2 separate regions of the Homo sapiens genome follow, and region 2 is linked to region 1. Evidence: chromatin loops called from intact Hi-C (ENCODE). Cell type or tissue: PC-3. All regions are shown on one strand. Links, peaks and the distances in the headings refer to the core of each region. The heading gives the core; the rest is flanking DNA.

Region 1 (8,343 bases), core at 164-8,163:
CTCCTGATACAGTAAGAGCAATCCCTTCTCTTCCTCCTCCTCTGCCTATTCAACATGAAGAAGATGAGGATGAAGACCTTATTGATGATCCATTTCCACTTAATGAATACTAAATATATTTTCTTTTTATTATGATTTTCTCAATAAAATATTTTCTTTAGCTTACTTTATTGTAATATAAAGTATATAATAAATACAACAAACAAAATACATGTTAATCAACTGTCTTATGTTATAGGTAAGGTTTCTGATGGACAGCAGGCTATTAGTAGTTAACTTTTGGGGGAGTCAAAAGTTTATGCACAGATTTTCAACTGTACAGGGGTTGGCAACCCTAACCCTTGCATTGTTCAAGGGTCAACTGTACTTGCACACATTTCTTTTTCCTCCTTTAAATTTCACTAATAGAAGATTTGTTCTTATTATAGATCTTAGTAAACTCAGCATCTGAATTTTTTTCTTTCCTCATTAAGTCAATAATTTTCACCTTTTTACTTAGAGGAAGCACTGTATTGCTTCTTTTTGGCATGTGCAAATTCATGTTTTGGGTGGGACAGGGTAGGATGGTAAATGATTTCATCACACCAGGCAGAATAGTCTGCAATTTAAACCTCATAAATTGTTTATTTCTGAAATTTTCCACTCAACATTTTCAGACTGCCATTGACTGTGTGTAACTGAAACCAGGGAAAGTGAAACTGAAGATAAGGGAGAAATACTCTACAAATATCTCTTCGAGATACTGATTTCAAATCTTTTGGACAAAGACTCAGAAGTGGGATTGCTGGATGATATGGTAGCTCTGTTTTTAATTTTTTGAGGAAGTGTCATGCTGTTTGCCATAGTGGCTGCACCGTTTTCCATTTCTATCACCAGTGTACAAGGGTTCCCATTTCTCCACATTCTCACCAATATTTGTTATCTTTTGTCTTTTTAATAATAGCTATCCTAACAGATGTGAGACGATATGTCATTGTGGGTTTGATTGCCATTTCCCCGGTGATTAGTAAAATAGACTTTTAATGCACTTTCAAGACATTAGCTCCTCAGCAATGGGGTCTCCTTGTGGACCAAGTCCTTCTGGTGTTCAATATTCTTATAAAGGCATGGTTCTTGTACAGACAGCAGAAGCATTAGCAAAGTGTTTTAACATTTATCTGCATATCTGGAAGCCACATTTTGAAGATTATCCAAACAAGGGTAAGAACTGGGCAAAGAGAATAATAAATGTCTTCTCCATTGATAGGCCACACAAGTCTACATGCTGATCACCTGTCAAGAAAATAGTATAAATTAAGCAAAAAAGATGCTAATTGGAGCCCCAGTCCCATACAGCAGATCATTTTCTTTTAAGTGTCCAGGGAACATGCAGAACAAAGCTGGAGTTGGTAGTATAAGTCACTGGGCAAGGCAAAGCTGTAAGAGGTGTATCCTCCGGTAACCAAACCAAAGCATAATGTCCCTAGAGCTAAGCTGGCATAATTATTCATAAATTCAAATACAAGTTTCTAATTTTTCTGAAAAATGAGTTTGAATTGTGCCTTCTGGGAACTTGGTGTGTGGGAGGAAGTAACAGATCGTGAATAACCTAGCATTTATTGCAAACAAATATGGTCATTTAAAATGTCATCTCCTTGTAATAGCCAAGGGCAAAACACCAGAAATTAACTCAGCAAAAACATTTATGCAGAAGGTAAGTTTATGTGGGCTGTGTTTAGCTTTATACACCGAATTCAAACTTGGTTAGTACCTAGGAATCATAGCAGAATGGCCAGTCTTAAGGTAGCTTCCTTAGACATAAAATTATGGACATCAGAATTTTTTTTCTTGGATGCTTTACAATTATCAGCTCAAGGCTGGTCCCTCCAGTAAATAACCACTTCAATTATTGCATATGATAAAATAATTAAATAATAAAGAATAGTAATGAGAACAGAAAAAAGTAATTCTTGCACATACCATGTGCCAAGTACTATTTTAAGTCCTTCACATGTATTAACTGATCTAATCCTAATGACAAACTAGGGAAGTGCTGGTATTATTTTCTTTTTATGGAGAGTTTCATATTTTCCCAGTGTCACAAATTTTCTGAGGGGTGAAGTTAAAGTTCAAATACAGAATTCTTCCTCTGCATTCTATGCCATTAACCATTGTGGTTTATTCTCTCTCTCCCTCTCTTTTTCTCTCTCTCTCTCTCCAGTCTAAATTATCCATTAGACTAAATAGTCAGTGAAGCCTGACAGTCTGTTAAGCAGGTTTAAACACATTTTGCATGTGGGGTTTGGTCAATTTTAAAACCAAAACTAATGTACAAATTAACTGTGAACAAACAATGATGCCAAGGAAATTCATATTAATAATATTAATTTAATCTAAGATATGATATTATTTTGCCAAATTTAAAATTAAAGTTGGTTTTAATAGTGGAATGATGTAACTAAGTTCACTTTTATATTAAATTAGTTTCTGAATTGCCCTTTAACAATATTCATGTAAAGACCGACTATTTGCATGAGCATGTTACTAAAAATTGGTAGAGTTATATTCAAGTTTATTTTCTAGATCATTTGCTGATCTTTTTGAAGCATAGGGTGAAGCACTAGATTAAGTTTCAGAAGTACCATTTCAGTTTTTGTAGTTTGTGAATGTATATATGTTGGGTATTACACAGAACCGCAAGTATGGAGTTTATAATCCCTGACTTCCAGAAGACTTTCCTAGTATCTAAATTATAAGAGAAAAGAAAGGGACAAGGGATAGGAACTGGGGTAGGGCCATGCAGGCGGACAGAGGGCTAACATAATCACATGCCATGAAAGAGGAAGAGGAGGAGTGATGGATGTCTGGTGGGTAACCAAGAGTGTCAACAGTATATAAAGCAATTATTGAAATCAAGAACAAAATAAGCCTTCATTGCTTAAACATGTATTATCAATGAACTGCTTTAGTCTTTCTTCTATCTACAAATGTGGGATCTCCCAAATACATTCTCACATAATGTGAATATGGTCCTGACTGCCAGAATGCAGGTTGTCTTCTGTTTGTTGTTTAATTGGGCATGTCTTTACTACCAAGAATGAGTGAGGACAAATTATTTTATTGCTTATATCTATTTGAACTTTTAAAAACATTTCATTTGCACAAAGTATTGTGGTAATAGTCTTAACATAGAGCAGCCACATTTGATATAAATAAATACAAATAAATTTTCTGGTAGTTTTAGGTTACAAAACAATCTTAATGATTCCAGATATGCTTATAATACACTTAAAAAATTTTTATAATAAAAAATGTAAAAATTATCATAAAATACTGGACTTACTGGAACATTTTCAGAAAATCCCAGTACAGTTTGAGAAATAAGCTGTGGTAAGAGACATTACGGAACAATACTTCAGGATTCCAACACCCCATACTGCACTGTGATGGCAGAAGCAAAAATCAAAAATAAAACTGGCTAAACAGAGAATTCCCATTTATTGGAGAAGAACTGAGTGAGGATAAACTGAAAAGTTTAAGGGAAAAAATAAACCTAAACAAGACTTTTCTTCTTAGCTTCATGCACTCAAAATGACAGTAGTGTTGAAGAGCTGTTTTGCCTACAGTGACCTATGTATCCTATTCATGCAGATATGGTACGATGATTTCTCCTGACAACACATTTCTAAATGATTATTTTCCTAGACATAATTTTAAATGGATTATGTTATTTACATAAGCGTTGGAAATGTTTGCTCAAGAGCAAATGGCTTTCCTTGCTCTTTACAGTGAATCAGAAGTAACTCACCTAACCCTTCACTTAAATAGCTCATGGGTAACTCCAGACGAGACAATTGGAAAGGGTACAGGAAGACCGGGATGGTGGTGTAGTCACCTCTCACCCTAGTTCTTTGCCTTTAGCCTTCCTAATTGTGAGTGGTGGCTGTGATTACCACTGACTGTGTTAGCACGGCAGACAGAGCATGCCAGCGACAAAGGCTTGTGCCTCATTACTCTGAAAGCAGATTAGGAGGATTAATGTGCTTTGGCTTCACTATGAGAGTTTTTCGTTTTTAACACATGTTCTGAATACAAAGAACCCACTTTTTGGTTGCCTTAGATCTCCTGAGAGTTGGATCCTCTGTTTTAGAAGGTCTGCCATAAACGAAAAAGCACCTATATGAGTTGAAGTGACCAATACTCATCCCAAATGACTTCTTTGCAACTACAGGTGTATTAAGCAGTGGGGAAATCTGGATGCTTGAATTATAACTGTGAAAATAGCTTTTGTTGGTAAAAGTACTAAAGGTCACTGGAGCCTTACATTTTGAAAGATAATATTTTACCCTGGCTTTTATATTGGCACTACGATGCCAAGGCAGGGACTTGTGGTCAGTCTGGCACAGGATATCAGAAGTCCTGCCAGAAACATTTTTCACATCCTTTGATGAAATACTGCATTTTACATGAATCATGGTGCCTCCTGTTCAAATCTGAAGCAATGGCTTGTCAAAAAATTCTCATAAATTCGTGAGTACGCATGCGAGAGCAAAAGAAAGAGGATTCTGTGTGCCCTTTCTGAGTGGCAGAGAAGTCAATGAACATTTAGGAAATGACTATGTAAGAGTAATGAACCGTTTGGGAAATGCGGACTGAGACTACTCAGCCAAGACCTACGATTAGGGCTAACACAACATCCCTGTGGCTTTATTAACCCCAAAATGGATCTAATACAAGCTCAATGTGGTCAAGTGCCTGCTCACTGCTGCTTCCCCCACTCATGAATTTAAAATGACTTGCAGCCCCTGTACTTTTCAGTTCTGATAAATGTCCATAATGGGAATTCACACAGTTTAATTGCCATTCACCCTACCGAAAATATAATGCCTTAAAGACTGATGGTGAAATTAGCCTAGGTCACAAAGTTTCTGACTGATTCTGCCTGAGATAATTAGTGGTGGCTCCAGTTCTTCGCCACAGGTGGCCCTGTTGCACTCTTATGTGTAAGAAAAGGAGGATCTGCTCACAATAGCATGCTTGTGGGAAGCAAGCAGTTCTTTGAATGACTAGAGATTGACTCTTTATACTTTAAAAATGCCTTAAGGTTGGTAGTTTCAAAGTAAAGTGGCCTGGAAGGATTTTATTGCTTTGGTCAGTGTAAAATCAAGAATATAAATTAGTAAGCCTGTAATTTAATGTTCTCTTGCTTTAACTAGTTCACAGGCACACTGAGAGCTGAAAATCTCATTTGTTTGTAATGAATCTGTACTGTAAAATTATTTTGGAGATGAAACATAGATGTTCTATAGAATTATATAACTTTAAACTTTAGCATTACTATTGTTTTATCTAAAACATTAATCCTTTTCTGCCTTTTTTTTTTTTTTTTTTTTGAGATGGGATCTTACTCTGTTGCCTGGGCTGCAGTGCAGTGGCCCAGTGGCCCAATCTCGGATCACTGCAACCTCCACGTTCTGGGTTCAAGCGATTCTCCTGCCTCAACCTCCTGAGTATCTGGGATTACAGGCACTCACCACCACACCTGGCTAATTTTTTTATATTTTTAGTAGAGATGGGGTTTCCCCATGTTGGCCAGGCTGGCCTCAAACTCCTGACTCCTGACTCCTGGAAATGCCTGGATGCCCAGGCAGAAGTTTGCTGCAGGGGTGGGGCGCTCACAGAGAATCTCTGTTACGGCAGTGCAGAATGGAAATGTGGGGTTGAAGCCCCCATACTGAGTCCCTACTGGGGAACTGCGTAGTGGAGCTGTGAGAAAAGGGCCACTGTCCTCCAAATCCCAGAATGGTAGATCCACCGACAGATTGTACCATTCACCTGAAAAAGCCATAGACACTAAACGCCAGCCCATGAAAGCAGCCTGGAGGGTGGCTGTACCCTGTAAAGCCACAGGGGTGGAGCTGCCCAAGACCATGGGAACCTACCTCTTGCATCAGCATGACTTGGATGTGAGACCTGGCGTCAAAGAAGATCATTTTGGAGCTTTAAAATTCGACTGCCCCACTGGATTTTAGACTTGCAAGGGCCCTGTAATTACTTTGTTTTGGCCAATTTCTCCCATTTGGATGGCTGTATTTATCCAATACCTGTACCCCCATTATATCTAGGAAGTAACTAGCTTGCTTTTGATTTTACAGGCTCATAGGTGGAAGGGACTTGCCTTGTCTCAGATGAGACTTTGGACTGTGTGTGGACTTTTGGGTTAATGCTGAAATTAGTTAAGACTTTGGGGGACTGTTAGGAAGGCATGATTGGTTTTGAAATGTGAGGACATGAGATTTGGAGGGGCCAGGAGCAGAATGATATGGTTTGGCCATGTGACCCCACCCAAATCTCATCTTGAATTGTACTCCCATACTTCCCATGTGTTGTGGGAGGGACCGGTGAGAGATAATTTGACTCATGGGTGCGGATCCCCCATACTGTTCTCATGGTAGTGAATGAATCTCGTGAGATCTGATGGTTTTATCAGGAGTTTCCGCTTTTGCATCGTCCTCATTTTCTCTTGCTGCTGCCATGTAAGATGTCCCTTTCACCTCCCGCCATGATTCTGAGGCCTCCTCAGCCATGTAGAACTATAAGTCTAATTAAGCCTCTTTTTCTTCCCAGTCTCGGGTATGTCTTTATCAGCAGTGTGAAAATGGACTAATACACATATACAACCGGAATGCTATTTATTTTGGCCAAGAAGAATGAGCACTTGTTTTGATAATATAAAGTCCTGAAACATGTGCCTACAAAACAAATTATTTTAAGTTAATCAGGTATATTGTGCAAATTGAAGTATTCTAAAAAGGAACGGATACATTATCTAAGCTGAAAGAGGGGAACAAAAATCAGGCAGTAAATGAGCAACTTGGTAAAAATCACAATTCAGAGTGATTAATGGTATGTTCTTTTGGAGTCAAATTTGTCTGGCTTAAATATCAGCTGGATAACTTTGGGGAACTTACTTAAGAGTTCTCCAAAGACCTAGAGAGACATCTCTAAGTCTCAATTTCTCCATCTTTAAAATTAGACAATAATTTTTACTGTATAAGTTTTTATAAAGATGAAATGAATTTTATAAAGAATGTAGCTCAGAATTCTACAGGTAGTGAATTTTGATAATTGGTACCCATGAGATTTACTCAGTCAAAATTAATTTGACAAATATTTATTGAGGTCCATTGTGTGCCAGACATGATTTACTTACTATGTAGCAATACACTGGTGGGCAAAAGCAAGCATAGTCCTAACTCTCTCAGAGCTCCCCAGTTCAGCAGGGAAAATTCTTTAATCAAATGATCTCACAAGTAAATTTATAATAAAATTACAACTGCAAAAAGTACATGGCACCATAAAAGAATTTAACAGGGAAATTAAATTAATTAAAGATACTAGTGAAGGTTTCCTCGAGAAAGTGACAATTCAACTGAAATATAAAGGAAAAATAGAAATAAGATACAGAGAAAGATTTTTCCAGGCAGCATTTATGAAGCCACATGAGATGAGGAAACACTGCTCATTAAGAGAGTGAAAAAAGCCATTGCTGTAGAACTGCTAAGTGTGAGGGAGGAACAAAGAGTTGAGGTGAAGATGTCATAGAAGGGGTTGCTTGTATCTTGCATGGGCTTAGAGTTTTAAATGGAGCAGGATCATGAACATACCCAATTGAAAAGATGACCCTCACTGCAATGAGAAGAATGGATTGGAGAGCAGCATGAGTGGACATGTGTAAGCCAATAGGAGGCCAGTTTAGGAGTTTAGGCAAGAGAGAGTGGCAGTTTGAGCTAGGGTAACAATAGTGGAAATGGAGATGAGATACTGGATTTGAGTTCATAAGTACAGGACTTGAAGTTCAATTTAATATGGCTTTATTGCGAAATGCCTGGGACACTATCCCTTATCCCTTCTCTCTTTCTTTTCTAAATGTCTATTTCATACCTTCTCTTTTTTTCAACGCTCTTCCTCCTCCGTTCTCACTCTCAGATAAAGACCTTGTTCCAGAGTCACTGAAGAAACGGAAGCAATCAGAAGAAAAGTTCTGGATGCCTCAAACTGCACCTACCAGCCTCTGCACCCTCTTACACTGTCCCCTGCTCTGACTGTGGTTTGACTACACAAGCCTGTCTCAAGCTAGTTCTTGCATATGTGCACCGGATCCCACCATCACTCAATTTCTCCAGCAATTCTCTTCTCTTTCTGTCTTTCCTCCCCCTCTGTCTCTCACACCATTCTCCTTAGTGTACAAATATGCCCTTTTTCTCTCATTAAAAGAACGCTCTTGATCCTGTTTTGTCCAATAGCGCTTTTCCATTGTTTTGCTTGATTTTAAGCAAAATTCCCCCAAAGAGTTATTTGTAG
Region 2 (8,343 bases), core at 73-8,072, 270 kb after region 1:
GTATATAGATATGTGAGGGGATTTTTAGGGGAATTGACTCATGTGATTAGGGTGTCTGAGAAGCCCCACAATAGGCCATCAGCAAGCTGGAGACCCTGGGATGCTGGTAGCATGGTCTAGTCAAACCCCAAAGCCTCCGACCCAGGGAAGCTGATTGTGTCGTTCTCATTCTGAGGCCAAAACCTCAGGACATGGGGGACTGCTGATGTAAGTCCTGAAGCCCAAAGGCCAGTGAGCCTGGAGATCTGATCTCCAAGGCACCCAGAAGCAAAGTCTGTCCCAGCTCTCAGAGAGAGACCAATTCACTTTCTGAATTTGTTCTCTCCAAGGCCCCTAGCTGACTGGATGGTGTCCAGCAACACTGAGCGCTGATCTGCCCCTACCTAGTCCACTCAGACTCACACATTCATCTCCTCTGGAACCACCCTCACAGACATGCCCTAAATAGTGCTTTACCAGCTTTCCAGATATCCCTTAATCCAGTCAAAATCGATGACACCTAAAATTAAGTCCACAAGTCCACTTCCTCTCAACTTGGCACCCATAGGCATCTCCTTAAAACGTACTTAATTTCCAAATAAAGACAATAACAATGTAATAGTTCCGTCTAACATGATGCAACTATCCTGCATACCAAGAAAACTGATGGATCACTTCCCTAGAATGTGGCTTTCAGAATTTCCACATTGAGAACACATGGGCATAGAGAGGAGAATAAGCACACACCAGTGCCTGTTGGGGAGTGGGGGTGAGGGGAGAAAGCTTAGAGGGCGGGTCAATAGGTGCAGCAAACCACCATGGCACACGCATACCTATATAAAAAACCTTCACATTCTGCAAATGTATCCCATTTTTTTAGAAGAAATAAAGAAAAAAAAGAATTTCAACATTTGAATTTTAATATTTTGGGATTGTGATTTCCAGAATTTTAGATATTAGGGATTTTAGACTTTAGGGATTTTGATCTTTTGTGATTTCAACATTTGGGATTATGGTGTTTGGGATTGTGTCTTTGGGGTTAGGACTGACCCCAGATGGAAACAATATTCTCTGAGCAGTAAAAGTTGCTGGTGGGTAATGGGTGTCCTTAATTATAATTGAGTGTGTTCCAAGAAAACATGCCTTTTGGTGTCATTCTGATTTTTATTTTCCTCCCCATGTGTATCATGTCAAACAAGTAAAGTAAATTTGACACCAACGTTGCAGAAATAAAATAGGTAATACAATATATCCAGTCCCTGTCCTTACTTTCCACCCTTCAGTCCCTGATATAAGGGACTTTTCACTGACATAGTTCTACAGGCTGATTTCAAAAGTCAAGCTCACTTAGAGTACCATTGGACTTTTATCTGATGAATAATGGTATTGGAAAACATCATTCCGCATCTTTTTCTATGCATGATTGCCATGTAGTGCTCACATTTACTATAACACCTCTTCCAAAATCCTGCTGTTGATACTACCAGGCAAGCCTTTCTAAACAGGATAACTCCTGTTTAGAAATCTAAGTCAAGTGGAGAATATTTTAGAAGTAAAGACGCTCCCAGATCTACTGGCCACTTTCAGGTAGTCTTTAAAGGCCTTCAGGTGGTCCTGATCCTCACACAGTCTGGGCAATCACTGCCCTGCCTCACTTTGCTCAGCACCTTGGAAATGTTTGCTGTGGCAACATTTGCTTCTGGAGCACTTTTCAAGTGTCCACTGCAATAGAATGGAGGACTGTAGAGAGATTTCAGATCTCATGTAAATAGAACATAAGTTCTCTAGATACATTCTCTTCATTCTTCTTCATCCTTCCCATGTTCCCTTTGCTTAGGACTGCCTGAGACTTTATTATAACAATCCCACAAGTGCCTTGAACAGACTATGGGAAGGAGGATGAAGGAAGAAACAGAACATACATACATGTATGAAGTATCAAAAACAAACAGAAAAATAGAAACCTTAAAAAATTGTGTGTGCCAGATACTTTGCGAATTTTATTCCATTTAACACTAAGAGGTGAACTATTATCATCAACCTGATTTTACCTCTGGGGTAAGAACTATTCAGTACATTACAGGGTTATGTAGCTCCCTGAGTTGTAAAATGAGGAACTGGACCAGGCAGTATAAGTTCAGTAACCACATGCTGAACCTCTAAGCTGTCGTGCCACAAAATAGGGCAGGACAGTCAAACCGAGACATTTCAGCACTGGGTGTGAGCTAGGGGAGCAGACACAGACCACCATGGTTTCTCACCCAAGCAGTAAGATGGACTGAGGTTGGGCACCTTCAAGAATCATGGAAGCGTAATAGAGGAGGGAACATCCCTAGTCAGTTCCTGCTTCCAAATCTCAGGTCTGGGGAACAGAGTACATCTTTGCTCCCATTAGTGAAAATAACTTTATTTGAAAAAAAAAAAATCCCTGGTAAATATGGAACCACCGCAGGTGCCCTTCTAAGACTAATGAGCAACAGGACCCATCGGATAGCTCTGTTTCTGGGGAATCACTGCAGGTTGGACCGGAGTAGCAATAAGTACCAGTCAAAACTCAGCAGATGTGATTTCAGCCTCTTTTCTGTGGAGACACTGTGTGCCCAAGTGCAGCACTTAGTACTTCTGTGTTCCGGACCCTGCTCACAGCTGAGAGAACAGTAAATAACATAATGATTTATTAAAAACAGACACGTGAAGAAGTCACTCAATTCTTCAGGCATGTTAGGAGGGAATGGATTTACTTAGGAAGAGAAAGGAATTAATACCTGGAACATGTGTGTCAGGCCAGTCCCAATTTGGGGAGAAGTTAGAAAAATCTCACTTGACCAAAGGACTCTTCAAAATGTAACTTTGAAGATGTAATGGTTATTAAATTAAAATGCACTATTTTTGTGCATGCCTTTTATGTACCACAGCAACTCATTTCCTTTAATGTTCAAGCACTATTGTTACAACACATCTTGACTAGAATTTCTGTGGCCCTTGTGCCAGAAATACTCATGACACAAAAGGTCTGGGTTATTCACGGCCATCACAATTCTTTTGGTTACCATTTCTATTCCGAAACGCAGGAAAATTCCCCTTTCAACGTCCCAGGACACAGACACCCATTTTTCAGAATGCAAAACATAATACAGCAGAGAAGAGGCTTATTGGAATAGAAGAGAGAAGAGAGCAGGGGAAGAGAAAACCCTTTTGTAGACATTCCCTTAATGAACTGTAAAATCTGAAAAAAAGTGCAGATACAATAAAATTATATCTAATCATGAACATGCCTGATGTAAAATACTACTTTTTTCTTTTTTGCTATTTTTACAGGGTCATTTTCCAGTTTACAGAGAACAATACCCAGAAGTGTCAACACACTTGTTCTGCCCTCCCCTTTCCTTCATTTTCCCTTACTTTTCTTTTGCTCCTGCACGTCACCTCACTCCACTCGCTCTAGGCCCTTGGTTCATTTCTGCATCCAACCTTGTGGCCAAACCTGGTGAAATCCCCTCGTGGTCCTGTCCTGGGAGGGCCAAAACTGGCAGAACTTTACATTCTTTATGGTAGACTATCAAAAACAAAAAAGCTTTTCTTATGATATTGTCTCTCAAAATAGCCCCAATGAATATGTATGCTAAAATTAGTACTCACTTTCCATCAAAAATAAGACAGAGAAGAAACAAAAAGGTAAAGGGACAAAGACCACATAACCAAGAAAAGCAGCATCAACACAAAGTCCCATAACTTCCCACAGCCCGCGCCTCGGTGCCCTTCAATGAGGATTTCCAAATGTCCCTTGATGAGAAACTGTTTTCAAACCTGCATCCTCTGGGCTCAAGTTCCTCGCCTCCAAAAAGTCTGCTGCACTGCCCTCTGCTGGAACATCAGTTCACCATGCTGGGATTCTCAGGTACCTGCGCTCTCTCAGTAACAATCTCTGCCCTTTCCAGTGGGCACAACTTGACCAGAAGTGCCACCCTTTGTAGGAACACTTAGCCGTTTAAGGTTGAGCTACTCATGATTATCAGAAGCTCATGTAAAATGGGGTCTCCGTGAGTCCTTATTTGGGGAATGGTCAGAGGAAGCAGGGCTGAGGAAGGGGAGAGAATGAGACAGGGAAGGAGGAAAAGCCAGTACAAGGGCGTGTCATCAAGGGGCTGCAGTGGGCAAAGGTGCTTGATTCCACAGGATCTCAGAGAAGCACATGGACTCTCACCCCGCATTGGTCAAGGGTTGCCCCACAGAATAATCTTCTCTGCACTTCAGGACCCCTCTTGTGAGCAAGAGCTGATCTACCTCCCTTGACTTTGGAGAAAGCTCTGAGGCAGAGATACAAGAGGAAATCAACTAAATTGACTATATCAAACACGTTCCTATGTACCCATACCCCACAAAAAAAAAGAAGTGTGTGCCATAAAATGTGAAAAGACTCATAATTTTGTTTCTGAAATTACTATCCAGTTGAGATTGCAATTTTTGTTATCTTCTTTTATTCATTTTTAACTGAAACATAATAAATGTGTATACACAATTACGAGATACAATGTGATGTTTTGATCTATGTATACAGTGGGAAGATTCAATCAAGCTAATTAACTATCCATTACCCCACCAATTTATCATCTTTTTGTGGTGAGAATGTTAAAATTTATTAGCAATTTTGAAATATAGAAAACATGATTATTAACCGTGGTCAATTTTGATATTGTAACTTCTATTTTATGTTTTTAAATTGATTTTCTAAGTCTTAAATATTTTTAAGGTTTCAAATATTTTAGCCAAATAGATAAAACAGCTCTGAAAACCCCTCAAAAACGGTTAAGTAGGAACAAAAGCTACCACTCTATCTCACCCTTTAACAGTTGCAGACAGATACTAAGAATTCAAATTCTCTGAAACTGGTAATACACACCCTAACAACAGGCAGCAACCATTCCCAGTGCTAGCAGACATGGAACAAGAACGCTGTAGGGCAGGAAGAAAATGATCAGAGAAATAAAATAACAAAAGTAGGATAGAATAAAGGACAGGCCAGGAAAGAGATATTTCTATCAATTTTACCTGGTGAAGACTCAATAATTTTCTGGTAAAATGAAATTATAAACAACCATAGATGATTGATATAATTATCATAATCCATTTAACTATTTTCTTAACCGTTCAAAATTCTGATTCTTAAATGTTGGTTTATGTTTCCAAATTAATTTTTGGGCTTTCTTTCTTTTTTTATTTTTTAATTTTTTTTTGACGGAGTCTCGTTCTTTCACCCAGGCTGGAGTAAAATGGCACCATCTAAGCTCACTGCAACCTCTGCCCCCCAGCTTCAAGTGATTCTCCTGCCTCAGCCTCCTGAGTAGCTGGAATTACAGGCACCCACCACCATGGCCGGCTAATTTTTGTATTTTTAGTAGAGACAGGTTTCACCATGTTGGCCAGGCTGGTCTTGAACTCCTGACCTCAGGTGACCCGCCCACCTTGGCTTCCCAAAGTGCTGGGATTACAGGCATGAGCCACTGCACCCAGCCTGGGTTTTCTTTATAAAGAAGGATTCAAAGTCAGGAACCCTTCCAGGCACTGATAAAGAAAACTAACAACTTTAAAAGTGTGTTCTTCAGAATAATGAGCAAGAAAAGCTTTTGTCTGCTTCTCTTTTATAATATACTCATACTGAGGACCTAGCTGTCTCTTTTATTCTCTGGTTTACAGGTTTCTCCAACAGTATTTCTCATTCTCTACCATCTCCAGTAGAGGTTGAGAGGATCATTAACCATCTTTAAATAAATAAATCACCAGTGGTACACATGTGAAAAGAGCCTTAGCTGCATACACGTGTCTGCATTTTAGAAGTCTGTCCTTGAGATTCTGATTAAATTCATATTTGAAACTGCTCTTTATTTCATCTGTCCTTGGACACTTAACCATTGAAGAGATAATATCTCTTCCAAAAAAATAAAAGTCTGATAAAATGGAGAATCATTTTTAAAACTGCTATCTACACAGACTTTGAAGGTATAAATAAACATTCATTCACCAATATTTTCATATTAGGCCAAATTTCTTCTTCTAGTTTATCACATCACTAACAGAGCCTACCATGTCAAGGTTCATTTTTCTTTAAATAGTAGTGAGAACTTAAAAGATGATGAAGCAATCTAAAGATAGAATCCATTTGGTTTTTAAAATTATTTTTCTCCCAAATCTGTTGCAACTTTCTCACTGACACCAATTTGACAGCAATTGAGGGCTGGGAAATATCTGACTTCTAAAATTTTGTCCATTCCTTTTTCTCTTTTATTTCTGCCAATTCAATTCCATCTACTTCACAAAATCCAGTTTAAAACTTACTTCCTCAAGTGTTTGCATAGATCTCTTCATTACTTGTTTCTCCTTCAATATGTTTGCACCGTGTTGCTCTGAATTCCACCAGTCTGTTGTTTTGTATATGTTCTTGTTTTATGTATGCATGTTTTTTTTCCCTAGCACATCGGGTTTTTCAAGATAGCAATGGACAATATGCACCAAGAAAGCATTTTGGACTGCTGGTCATGACACTTGTGAGGGGCAATATTGACTTGGTAGGTCCACTCATGATTTTCCTTTAATAAAATTAAATAGAATAGGAAATATCAGAGTGGAACACAAGTAGTAAGTACATGAATGATTTCATAAAAGTGTTTTTTAGTTTTATATGCCTGTGCATGATTGTGTAAACTATATCACAGTATATATTTTGTGAGTTACAGAGGAAAAATTTAAAAGCCACCAACTTAGGGCATTGATGCTCAAATAGTTTTTAGCCAGCAAATGCTTGTTGGTAGCCTTTTAAAAATTACTGCTCAATATAAAAATTTAATTTCTTCATCTGCATTGTTTATAAAATATTAATATATCCAAATATATTTATCAATATTATTTTTTCTAGCTACTGTAGATACAATAGAGGGAAAAAAAACCTCAGTTCTTTTCTTCATAGAGTCTATACAGAAGTGGAAAGAACAGGCAAAAAGGAAATTTTAATTCCATATATAATATGGCACAAAATCAGGAAGCCATGAGAGCATAAAGTGCTCCTAACTCTGTCTCCCAGGAATTGGTTTTTAACAATCTTAAATCTTTAGAAAATCCTAATCTGTAAGAATGTCAGATTTTTAGCCAAGAATCCATTCTATGTGAAGACCAAGCATCATGTCAGGATACACACTGGGAACTCAATTTGGACTAACTAGCCTAGCAGTCAGGTTCCAAATTGTTGAAGGTTTCATGACCTACTCACTCTTCTCCACTCACTTTTTTCTGAAGACAAAAAAGAAATGGCCGGGCATGGTGGCTCATGTCTGTAATCCCAGCACTTTGGGAGGCCAAGGCGGGCAGATCACAAGGTCAGGAGTTCAAGACCAGCCTGGCCAACATGGTGAAACTCTGTCTGTACTAAAAATACAAAAATTAGCTGGGCATAGTGGCACGCACCTGTAATCCCAGCTACTCAGGAGGCTGAGGCAGGAGAATTGCTTGAACCAGGACTCGGGAGGTGGAGGTTGCAGTGAGCTGAGATCACATCACTGCACTCCAGCCTGGGCTACAGAGCGAGACTCAGTTCAGAACACAGTTGTATTGTATTATAGATGCTGTCTCAAGTCAGCCCCAGGAAGCAGACTGACATTTATGTGCAAAATGGTAATCAGGTAGCAGTCTCAGGACCAGCACCTGTGAGGGAGGACAGAAACTGGTTTAGATAGAAAAAGAGGTTACACTGTACGGGCTCAACCAATCCACCAGGTGCTCTAGAGCTGGGACAGACACCAGGGCCTGTCATGGGGCTGGGGGAGGGGTGAGGGATAGCATTAGGAGATACACCTAATGTAAATGATGAGTTAATGGGTACAGCACACCAACATGGCACATGTATACATACGTAACAAAGCTGCACGTTGTGCACATGTACCCTAGAACTTAAAGTATAATTAAAAAAAAAATTCCCCACAGTAAGAATTTCCCCACTGTGTACACAGTGTCTTGGCTTGTATACACCTCTGTCATTAACAATCAGGCACTGAATGTGGGCTATTCCCAGGAAGGAACTGTAACTTTGGTTGATGATGTCTTAATCCTTGGGCAGTTTCCTGAAAGTGACACAGCCGTGAGCTGTCAACAACAAATCTTCTAGGGGCTGGGGATAGGAGGGCCTTCTCCCTGAAGAAGAATGTGGGTGGCACACCACAGTGTCCACTACACTCTCCCTGCAGTATATATTTTTAGTAACCATTTTGATGATTATCATAACTATGCTGATATCACTAGAGATCAAAGTAGATTAAAAAAATAAACACTGTTTTTTAAATTGCTGCCTGAGAATTCTGAGTCAAATAATAAACCATG

What was found. Hi-C counts contacts between places; a loop is a spot of excess contacts. Peaks named below come from ENCODE experiments on the same cell type or tissue, not always from the same donor. Only the 100,000 strongest peaks of a DNase experiment are listed, where the experiment ranks them.
Region 2: it touches region 1 in a loop (4-fold over the local background); 1 of 110 quality-filtered maps calls a loop at or near these places.

Annotation. Positions count from the first base shown.
Region 1 is chr4:155,244,834-155,253,176 of GRCh38, reverse strand. No RefSeq gene overlaps it. Among named protein-coding and RNA genes, the nearest start is that of NPY2R, 40 kb to the right of the region's middle. In PC-3, for the core only: a CTCF peak has its summit at 4,937; DNase peaks (open chromatin) are centred at 3,806 and 4,476; H3K4me3 peaks cover 1,142 bases; H3K27ac peaks cover 2,954 bases.
Region 2 is chr4:154,978,152-154,986,494 of GRCh38, reverse strand. No RefSeq gene overlaps it. Among named protein-coding and RNA genes, the nearest start is that of RBM46, 200 kb to the right of the region's middle. In PC-3, for the core only: a CTCF peak has its summit at 3,848 (motif pointing left); a DNase peak (open chromatin) is centred at 3,834.